Regions from separate parts of the Homo sapiens genome. Here region 1 is linked to region 2. The links are chromatin contacts, found by Hi-C or POLR2A ChIA-PET in ENCODE. All regions are on one chromosome and are shown on one strand. The core of a region is the stretch at or near the end of the contact, and the rest is flanking DNA. Distances in the headings are between cores, read along the strand shown.

Region 1 (4,392 bases), core at 1,225-3,724, 340 kb before region 2:
TCCAGAGAACTTTGCAGAGGAGAATGTGGTGTCTGCCTCTTTCCTTCAGTCCTGGGAAAACTACAGCAGGGCTGGGTTGGTAGCTTGCCCTGAATTCCCCAGTTATATGTGTTCTGAATCTCCAACTGCTCCTTTAAATCAGCAGATCCTTGTTCAGACTAACCGGCCAAAGGGGAAGCATTTGGTCCAAGCTTCCTCACACCAGGCTGTGGAATATTTATCACAGAGTCCTAAAATCTAAAGACATCCTCCCAACCCCCTGGGGATGGAGATCGTCGGGAGCCTCATGCAGACAGCGAGCTTCTTGATGACATGCCCGGGACCACACAGCAAATGAGTGTCAGGGCTCGGGATCAGGAAGCACAGAACTTGGAGCCCAGCTTTGTGCAATCTCCGCCTGAGTATGCCCTTCTAGGTCTCAGCTACGTGACGAAATACCACATTATGTCCTCTCCCAGCTCAGAAAACTAGGCTGGGAAACTGAGCAGCAGCAGAGCTAACGGCTTGGCCTTGTTCAACCCCACTTTACCCCTTCTAGAAAGATCAGGAAGAGTCTCCTGAACCACCATCGGGAGTGCAGGTTAGATTCTGGGGAAGCTCTTCTGATCCAAAGAACGTCATGCCATCATGTGATGCTGCATGGTCACAGGTCAGAGTTCAAGGTCATAAGTTAGACAAAAGGTCAAAATAGAAGATCATCTCTTATAACCCCGGCCAATGTTAACAGGTTTAAAAGTTACTTTTTTTTCTTATAGTGTGCAAATGGGCTGGGTTCAGATCTCCAGCTTTCTCCCATCAAAAATCCCCCTCTAATCCAAAAGAAGCTTGTAACCCACTGTGAAGGAATGCCACAGGTACACAGTAGAGATACTTACAGCCAATCAGATCTAGAAGGACAAAGCTCTAGGCAAAATAGCAAATCACAACTAGTCTCTCAGCGTGTCCTAAGCATTCGGCAGCCCTGGGAACAGGCAGACCCTGCAGGAGCTACCCAGGGCATCCAGTGAGAAAATGGCAAACATATCATCCCGCCAAATTCTGATCAGAACCCCAACACCCAGGCCCCAAAGTCAGTGTACGCGCTGCGCATCTCCGCGGCTTTTTCAGTGGTGGGTGCAAACCACAGGCACCTCCCGGACTCCTTGGAGGTGCTGGTTCCGGCTGAGCCTAGTCCCCCACCCCACCCCGAATCAGGGGTTTACCAAGGGTCTCTTCAAAGTGGCAGCCGCACTGTGAAAGTGAAACCAGACACTTGAAAACTGTCTTTCCTCTCTCTAAGGTTGCTGGCTGATGGAGCCACCGGCAGGGGTCCCGGGGGTGCTAGGAATTCTGATGGATGTTCTCCGAGGACCCTTCGCTGCTCTCGTTGAGGGGCGTCTCCGAGGTCTCCTCCAGCTCATCGTCTGCCCCCTCCTCCTGAATGGTGAGGTGCACGTCCGGGGAGGAGGACTCGGAGCTCACGCTGTCCCCTTCCATGGAACAGAGGGTGCAGGACAGCGCGGGCGCCACGCTCTCCTGCAGCATGTTCAGCATCAGGGGCACCTGCACCGACCTCAGGCCCGACACCACAGGCAGCGGCTTCATGGCCTCCCCCCAGAGCCGCTCCTCGTCTTTGTACAGCAGCAGGAGGCTGGACTTCTTCTCCCGCCTCTTGGATTTCATGTAGCCCAGCATGATTCCGATCAAGAAAATGCCGTAGAAGGACATGACAACCAGAATGTAGAAGTACTCGTTGCCATTGCCGCTGCCGCCGCCGGCCGCACGGGACTCCAGGGGGCTGCTGGAGGCGGCGGTGCCGGGGTGCGTGCTGTTCAGAGGCTCCATTTTCAGCATTGAGGCTGCCTCCACAGCAGGGGCTGGGGAAAAAGCCGCAGGTTAGAACTCTCCCCCAGGTCCTGGGCACAGGGAGGTGGGGGAGCACGAGGTTTGTGGAACTGCAATACCAAAAAAGCTTAAAAGTGCATGAAAGAAATAGCATAAGAGGGTTCGCCAAACAGCTGACAAGAGTGAGCTATGAGGGCTTGGAGTGCACGGGAGAGAAGCCCGGGAAGGTTCACTGGGAAAAGTAAGAAGGACTTTTTTTTTTTTTTTTAGTGTACACATTTGTCCTGTTTGTAGTGAGCAGTATTACTTTGATTAAAAAAAAAATCAATGTAAGACAGGAGCATACAGTAAATAGTATCTTTAAAACTGGGAAACGTATTTTAACTGAGCAGAAACAAAGTTTACATTGTGTTTCCAAAACCAAACTATTTTAAATTCAAAACAATGTTTCCTTAGAACAAAGAAAAGCAGGAAGAAAATAAAGGAAAAAAATTCATCTATTAATTGGCAAAAATGTCCCTCTTTCAAATGTTTCTGAAAGCAAAGTGTAGCCTTGCTGACTTACCAAGGCTGACAGTTTGTCCCAAGTTTTGAATTCCCAAATCGTCCAGTCCAAGAGGGTTCTTCTGCTCTGTCCGGCTCTGCGCTCTGACAACTCCGCTGCTGCAGTTGGGATATATAGTCAAGAAGTGCATCGTCACGTGCTCTGGGAGGAAAATTTACAACAGAGATTGATCGTGGCAGAGTGAGCAGTGAACTGAAAGCACTGCAGTTCAACTCCCTGAACTTTGCAGCTGTGAAAAGTGAAAAAGACTGGGAAGTGGGAACTGCTCCTCAAGCCCCAGCACCCGGCCAGGGTTTTCAGGTAGCGGTGACGATGAGTGAAAAGAGGAGAAAGGGATGTGCTGTGCTGGAACCGTTACCCCAAAGTCCGCGCTCACTGAAAATTAGCTCATGCTTCGCGCGGCTCCTGGGGAATAACCATTATTGGGCTACAGGTTTTCAGAGGCAGCTGAATCCCATAATCTGGATGAAAGACAGTTGGAAGCAAGTGCGGGATTTACAGTCAAGGAACTGGGGCTTCGGTTTCAGTTCTTCCACTCCTTATGCAAATAAGATAAATCCTTCCTTAACCTCTCCGCACCTCACATTCCTCGTCTGTAAAATCGTTGTGCCTGGCGGGGGGGGGGGTCTTCTGCAGGTAGGATTATATAAACCACGTGACCTTTTGAGACCCTTTCAGCTTAACCCTTCTAAGATTGAAGGCTGCCTGGTGTTGCTTAGCCCTCTAAAAGCAGAGATTCTAGCTGCCTTCCACATCAAGGTCACAAACCTATGTTTATAATAATTTTTTTTTAAAAGCTCCCACATTCTTTTCAGTGGTCTGCATTAAGTGGAAACATGTTGTCGTAAAAGATACTATGGGCAGGTTTTGTTCCGTCCTGCCATACACAGCTGCTCCTCTGAAGCCTCATGCGGAGGCTATTGACACGTCTCTTTGCTGTCTCTCGTAGGTCAGGGGAGGAGCAGGACTATTTCAGAGTGCAACTAAGCACAGTTCAAGTTTTTTAAACCTCGGTAGACCCTGTGTTTAAATGGCTGCTGTGATCAAAATTGGAAGAGGAATTGCAGGCTTTAATGTCAGTCTCTCTGCTCCCTGGGCTGCTTATTCTGAGGCTTTCATGCTAAGTGGAAGGAAACTGGGAGAGATCCACTCCCTCCAGTTGTCTGTGGCCTGTGGATTGCAGCCAGACTGTCTTGTGGGCCAACTCTAAAGGAAACATCTCTCATGGTTCTGCTGTAGTCAAACTGACGCATGCGACATCCACCTGACCTGCTTGAACATATATAGCTTAGGCACTGGAATTTTCACTGCTGCTACAGGAACCCCCCTGGGTTTGCACCTGATCCTGATTCTAAGAAGACACCTGGAGGAAGAATAGGAAGATGAACTGAATGCTGCCATTTTTCCCACTTGACTACTCACCTGTGTTCATCCATAAATCCCCAGCTGGCACTGGAGGTACCAACCATCGACCACTCCAGCATCACGATCATCCATACAGTGGAACTGTGCTCACACCAGTAAAGATACCCTCACCATTGTGTTAATACGTAAAACCCTCCATAGCTACCTCAGCCATGGTAGACTTGGTCTTTTCAACAGGTGTCCATCATAAACACTAGAACACTTCCATCTATATCTAAGCCTACACTGGAATGTCTGGGACACTAGAACAAGATGGGCCCAAGAAAGAGATGCCTGTTGATTGTTGACCCTGGTATTTTTTATTGTATACCTTAGGACATACGAGATTGGTCATCATCCAGGGATTGTCCAACACCAAAGACTGGAAGCTTTGAGTAGGCAGAAAGGAGGTGGGGATAGGAGTTACCAGATTCAAGGAGCAGGAAGTACAAAGCCTGGTGCCAGGAAGCCAAACAGAGGCTGAAGTTTTAAACATAATAAATCCCCAAACCTGAGCCAACAGTCCCAAGGGAATACAACCAAGAAAAGAGATGAGTGTGGGGAAACATCGAGAATGAATTCCAAAGGACGAAGCAAGT
Region 2 (4,403 bases), core at 546-3,045:
GTATTTTTAGTAGAGACGGGGTTTCACCATGTTGGTCAGGCTGGTCTCGAACTCCTGACCTCAGGTGATCCACCCGCCTCAGCCTCCCAAAGTGCTGAGATTACAGGCATGAGCCACCACGCCCAGCCGGCACTTTCTTTTAGAGATTATTTTATAATGAAAAGGCCATTCAGGAAGCAAATTAAAACCATTTCTCTTAGCATGAAAATTTTTTGGAATTTCCTGATATGGAATTTCCAGAATTTCTAGTCCTGAATCATGTGCAAAAGCCTGTCTTCCAAATAGATTTCCCTCTACAGCAAAGGAGCATGATTCTAAGCATGAATAGAAATGAGGAACCATTCTCCTGTCCACATGAGTTTTCGTATGACAGATTCATCCCATTTTGAAAATGGCAAAAAATCCTGCACTAGTATTTAAAAATTTGTTGTTGATATGACCAAAGGCTCAAACTATCTAAGTATTAAAAGTATCTTTATTCACTAACAAATGTCCTGTTCAAGCAGAAAAAAATATTTCCTCTAGCTGTATATGGCGAACTATTTTACACAGTGTCTCCCAAATGGGCTGGCTGTGAACAACAGTTGTCACATTTTGTGAAAACACCACCTTAAGTTATTGTGATGTTTAGTAAGAGGGTCTAATTATTATTATTATTATTATTATTATTATTATTATTTTAAGACAGAGTCTCACTCTGTCTCCCAGGTTGGAGTGCAATGGTGCGATCTCAGCTCATCGCAACCTCCACCTCCCAGGTTCAAGCGATTCTCCTTCCTCAGCCTCCCTTGTAGCCGGGATTACAGGTGCCCACCACAATGCCCAGCTAATTTTTGTATTTTTAGTAGAGTCGGGGTTTCACCATGTTGGCCAGGCTGGTCTCAAACTCCTGACCTCAAGTGACCTACCTGTCTCGGCCTCCCAAAATGCTGGGATTACAGGCGTGAGCCACTGTGCCCGGCCGGGTGTAATTACTTTTTGAAGCTTTCTTTTGTTTTTCAGAGCACATGAATAATTCTAAACTTGTTCATAACCTGTAAAATGATTTTGCCTTCATAGGCAAGGAAAATTATTAGATGTCTTATAGTCATCTCCAACCTTATCCTACAGTCATCTGTGTTTTTATTTACCACAGATACACCAACATTCATCGCCATAAATAATACTTTTCTGTTGCAAATTTGATGCCACAGGCAAAAGAAAAAAAATAAACGTCTTTAAAATATTTATTCTCACAATAGGATGGTCTCTTATCCTTCTTTATGCCTTATTACAGCCAAGTCATTTATTTTTATTTTTTAATTTTTTTTTATAGTCAAGTCATTTTAAAACAAGAGTCTCGTGCTCTGGAATGCCATACTTTCCTTTGTGTTCCTCAAACAATTTCCTAAGTTCCTCCATATAGGTCTGATGTAACTCCTCAATCTGCTCCTGGGTCGGGTTCAGAGTCTGACGAACAGGGATCGGGCGGCCAACTGCAAATCAGGGAATACATCATACGTGAGGAACTAAAACCACTCCACCACAGACCGCCGCCCCTAATGCACAGCTGTGAACACAACTGCCAATCAGAATCCCTCCAGCCTGCTCACTCCAATCCTTGTTTCCTTTCACTGGCTGCCTGCAGTGGTCACACCACTCCATCTGATAACAAATAAAGAACTTTCCTCCTCAGCAGACACTGGATTGTCGGGACCCTGGTGGTTTTGACTTTGAGTCAAATGAGCTACTGTGCTGACTGCAGCTGGGAGGTGAGTGGACATAGCTGTGTGTCCACGTCACCAGCTTCCTCCCTCTGGAACAGTTGACAGCCAGACCATAGTGCCCTGATTATTACTGACTGTGAATCCTCACGTCACGTGGCAGTCCTCTAGTCTGACTCTTCTTTTTGAGACAGAGTCTTACTCTGTCACCCAGGCTGGAGTGCAGTGGCACAGTCTCAGCTCACTGCGAACTCCGCCTCCCGAGTTCAAGCGATTCTCTTGCCTTAACCTCCCACTGAGTAGCTGGGATTACAGGCTCCCACCACCATGCCCGGCTAATTTTTTTTTTGTATTTTCAGTAGAGACGGGGTTTTGCCATGTTGGCCAGGCTGGTCTTGAACTCCTGACCTCAAGCTGGAATTACAAGGGTGAGCGACTGGCCAGGCCCAGTCTGCCTCTTTTGAGTGTCTTTCTAAACAATTAAAAAATACATATCTTCACAGCTAAGTATCTGTATTAGAGAAATACACATAAATGACGTGGATTCCATTGTTTGTAATAGCGGGTAACTGAAAAACAGCTAACGTCTCAATAGAAAAACTGTTAAATAAACCATGTAATAGTCATTCAATAGAATCCTAGGCAGAAATTTTTAAACAATGAAATAATATAAATATGTGTACACATACACAAATACACACAGATGTCTAAAATGTATTAAGTGGAAAAATAATTTGTAAAATAATACAGTATGATCCATTTTTGGAAAAAATGTTTATATTCCTAGAAGTATTATACGTTTTTAGTGCATGGAAAAAAGTCCGGAAAGAGAGAGAAACATAAAAGTTCCTTTTTGGTAAGGACGTAGGGATGGGGAAATTTCACTCTAACTGTGTTATATAAATTTTCTACAAATGAGAATGCATTTGTGTTTTTCCAAATACACTAATTAAAAACAAATCTGGCAACCTCTATACATATTTTAAAAGGTGTTTATATAACATCTCACTTGTCTCTGATTTTTAGAAAATACAAAAATTCCCATGGCTTTGGCTCTTGCACTCGCTGCGCCACCTGCTGGTCGGATGCTGCTACTGATGCCAAGGGTTGAAAATGTACAGGATGGCCGGGCGCAGTGTCTCACGCCTGTAATCCCAACACTTTGGGAGGCTGAGGCGGGTGGATCACCTGAGGTCAGGAGTTCGATACTAGCCTGACCAGCATGGCGAAACACCGTCTCTACTAAAAATACAAAAATTAGCCGGACGTGGTGGCGGGCACCTGTAATCCCAGCTACCCGGGAGGCTGAGGCAGGACAACCTCTAGAACCCAGGAGGCAGAGGTTGCAGTAAGACCGGATTGCGCCACTGCACTTTAGCCTGGGGGACAGAGCAAGACTCCGTCTCAAAACAAACAAGCAAACAAACAACAACAAAAAAAAGAAAATGTACAGGAAGTTCAATGAGGCAGCAAACTGCTGCCTCTGACCTCATTAGCTTGGGCATGAGGTCAGGTGGGCTCTAGGTAATGAATGGGACCCACAGTAGAGCGACCTTTGTCCTATCCTGAGTCATCCCATGTCACATACGAGGTTCTGATTCATGTCAGTAAGAGTAGGTGGTTAGCTAAGCAAAATATGAACAAATGTTAAGTCACAGAGAAGGAAGTGATAAATGACATCAGTATGGGAGCTGAGGGGGCACAGAGGACACACACACATACACACATCCTTACTGCAACATTAATATTCTCAAATTGCTAAGAATTTAACCACACATAGCCTTGAAAAGCTCATGTGGTTTTCTTTGATAGCTTGGATGTCACATTTATACATAGTAGACATAAGTCCTGTTTAACTCAACACAAAGAACTGGAAACAACCATCTCACTGTCAATTGTGGCTGGAAATATGGACTAGCAGAGGCCAATGTAGTGATGAGGTGGAACTGGGAGCGGGAGTTGCACAAAAAGCACAAGGCTGGGCTGGGTCTAGTCCCAGCTCACCAGTAAGTGCCCTGAGCAGGTGACTTTCTCTCTGGCCTTAATTTCCTTTCCCTTTCCCTTTCCCCTTCCTTGCCTCCCTTCCCTCCCTTCCCTCCCTTCCCTCCCTCTTTCTCTTTTCTTTTCTTTCTTTCTCTTTCTTTCTCTTTCTTTCTTTTTCTTTCTTTCTTTTTCTTTCTTTCTCCTTCCTTCCTTCCTCCCTCCTTTCCTTCCTTCCTTCCTTCCCTCCTTCTTTCTCTCTCTCTTTCTTTCTCTTTCTTTCCCCTCCCTTCCTTCCTTCCTTCCTTGTTTTTCTTTCTGTCTCTCTTTCTTTCTGAAATGGAGTCTTGCTCTGTCAACCATGCTAGACTGTAATGGTGTGATCTCGTCTCACTGCAGCCTCCGCCTCCTGGATTCAAGCAATTCTTGTGCCTCAGCCTCCCCAGTAGCTGAGATTACAGGCATGTGCCACCACGCCCAGCCAACTTTTTTGTATTTTTAGTAGAGACAGGGTTCACTATGTTGGCCTTGCTGGCTTCAAACTTCTGGCTCCAAGTGATCTACCAGCCTCAGCCTCTCAAAGTGCTAGGTCGGCGTGAGCCACCACAGCCAGCCTCTCTGGCCTTAATTTTCACATGCATAGGATAAAAGAATTCCAAGATCTTGAAGCATTCTTCCAGCACTGAGCTTTTTTGTTGTTTGAGGAAGATATGGAGAAAT

What was found. Hi-C counts contacts between places; a loop is a spot of excess contacts on that map. ChIA-PET counts read pairs that join two places held with the same protein, here RNA polymerase II (POLR2A). Pooled maps may share reads with other maps.
Region 1: a loop to region 2 is called in a map of ascending aorta, with 4 times the contacts of the local background. The contact joins the promoter of KCNE4 here to the enhancer-like site in region 2. A Hi-C loop is called at or near these places in 2 of 168 maps with a recorded cell type or tissue (aorta and ascending aorta) and 6 of 50 pooled maps. POLR2A ChIA-PET finds 5 or more read pairs at or near these places in 1 of 52 experiments (activated CD4-positive, alpha-beta T cell).

Annotation. Positions count from the first base shown.
Region 1 is chr2:223,050,272-223,054,663 of GRCh38, reverse strand. It overlaps KCNE4 (potassium voltage-gated channel subfamily E regulatory subunit 4), which reads right to left and starts at 2,474. Exons shown (of 2, transcript NM_080671.4): 1 at 2,390-2,474; 2 at 1-1,856. The coding sequence starts at 1,833. The coding sequence ends at 1,321. RefSeq lists an enhancer at 1,619-2,166.
Region 2 is chr2:222,706,808-222,711,210 of GRCh38, reverse strand. MOGAT1 (monoacylglycerol O-acyltransferase 1) reads right to left here. Exons shown (of 6, transcript NM_058165.3): 6 at 1,281-1,475. The coding sequence ends at 1,321. Among named protein-coding and RNA genes, the nearest start is that of MOGAT1, 37 kb to the right of the region's middle. RefSeq lists enhancers at 1,387-1,681, 1,628-1,817, 1,627-1,921. Within about 2 kb of position 1,795, at least 21 of the 41 ENCODE cell types and tissues checked have a DNase peak (open chromatin) inside an H3K27ac peak, as active enhancers do; they include ascending aorta, where a contact is called at or near this core.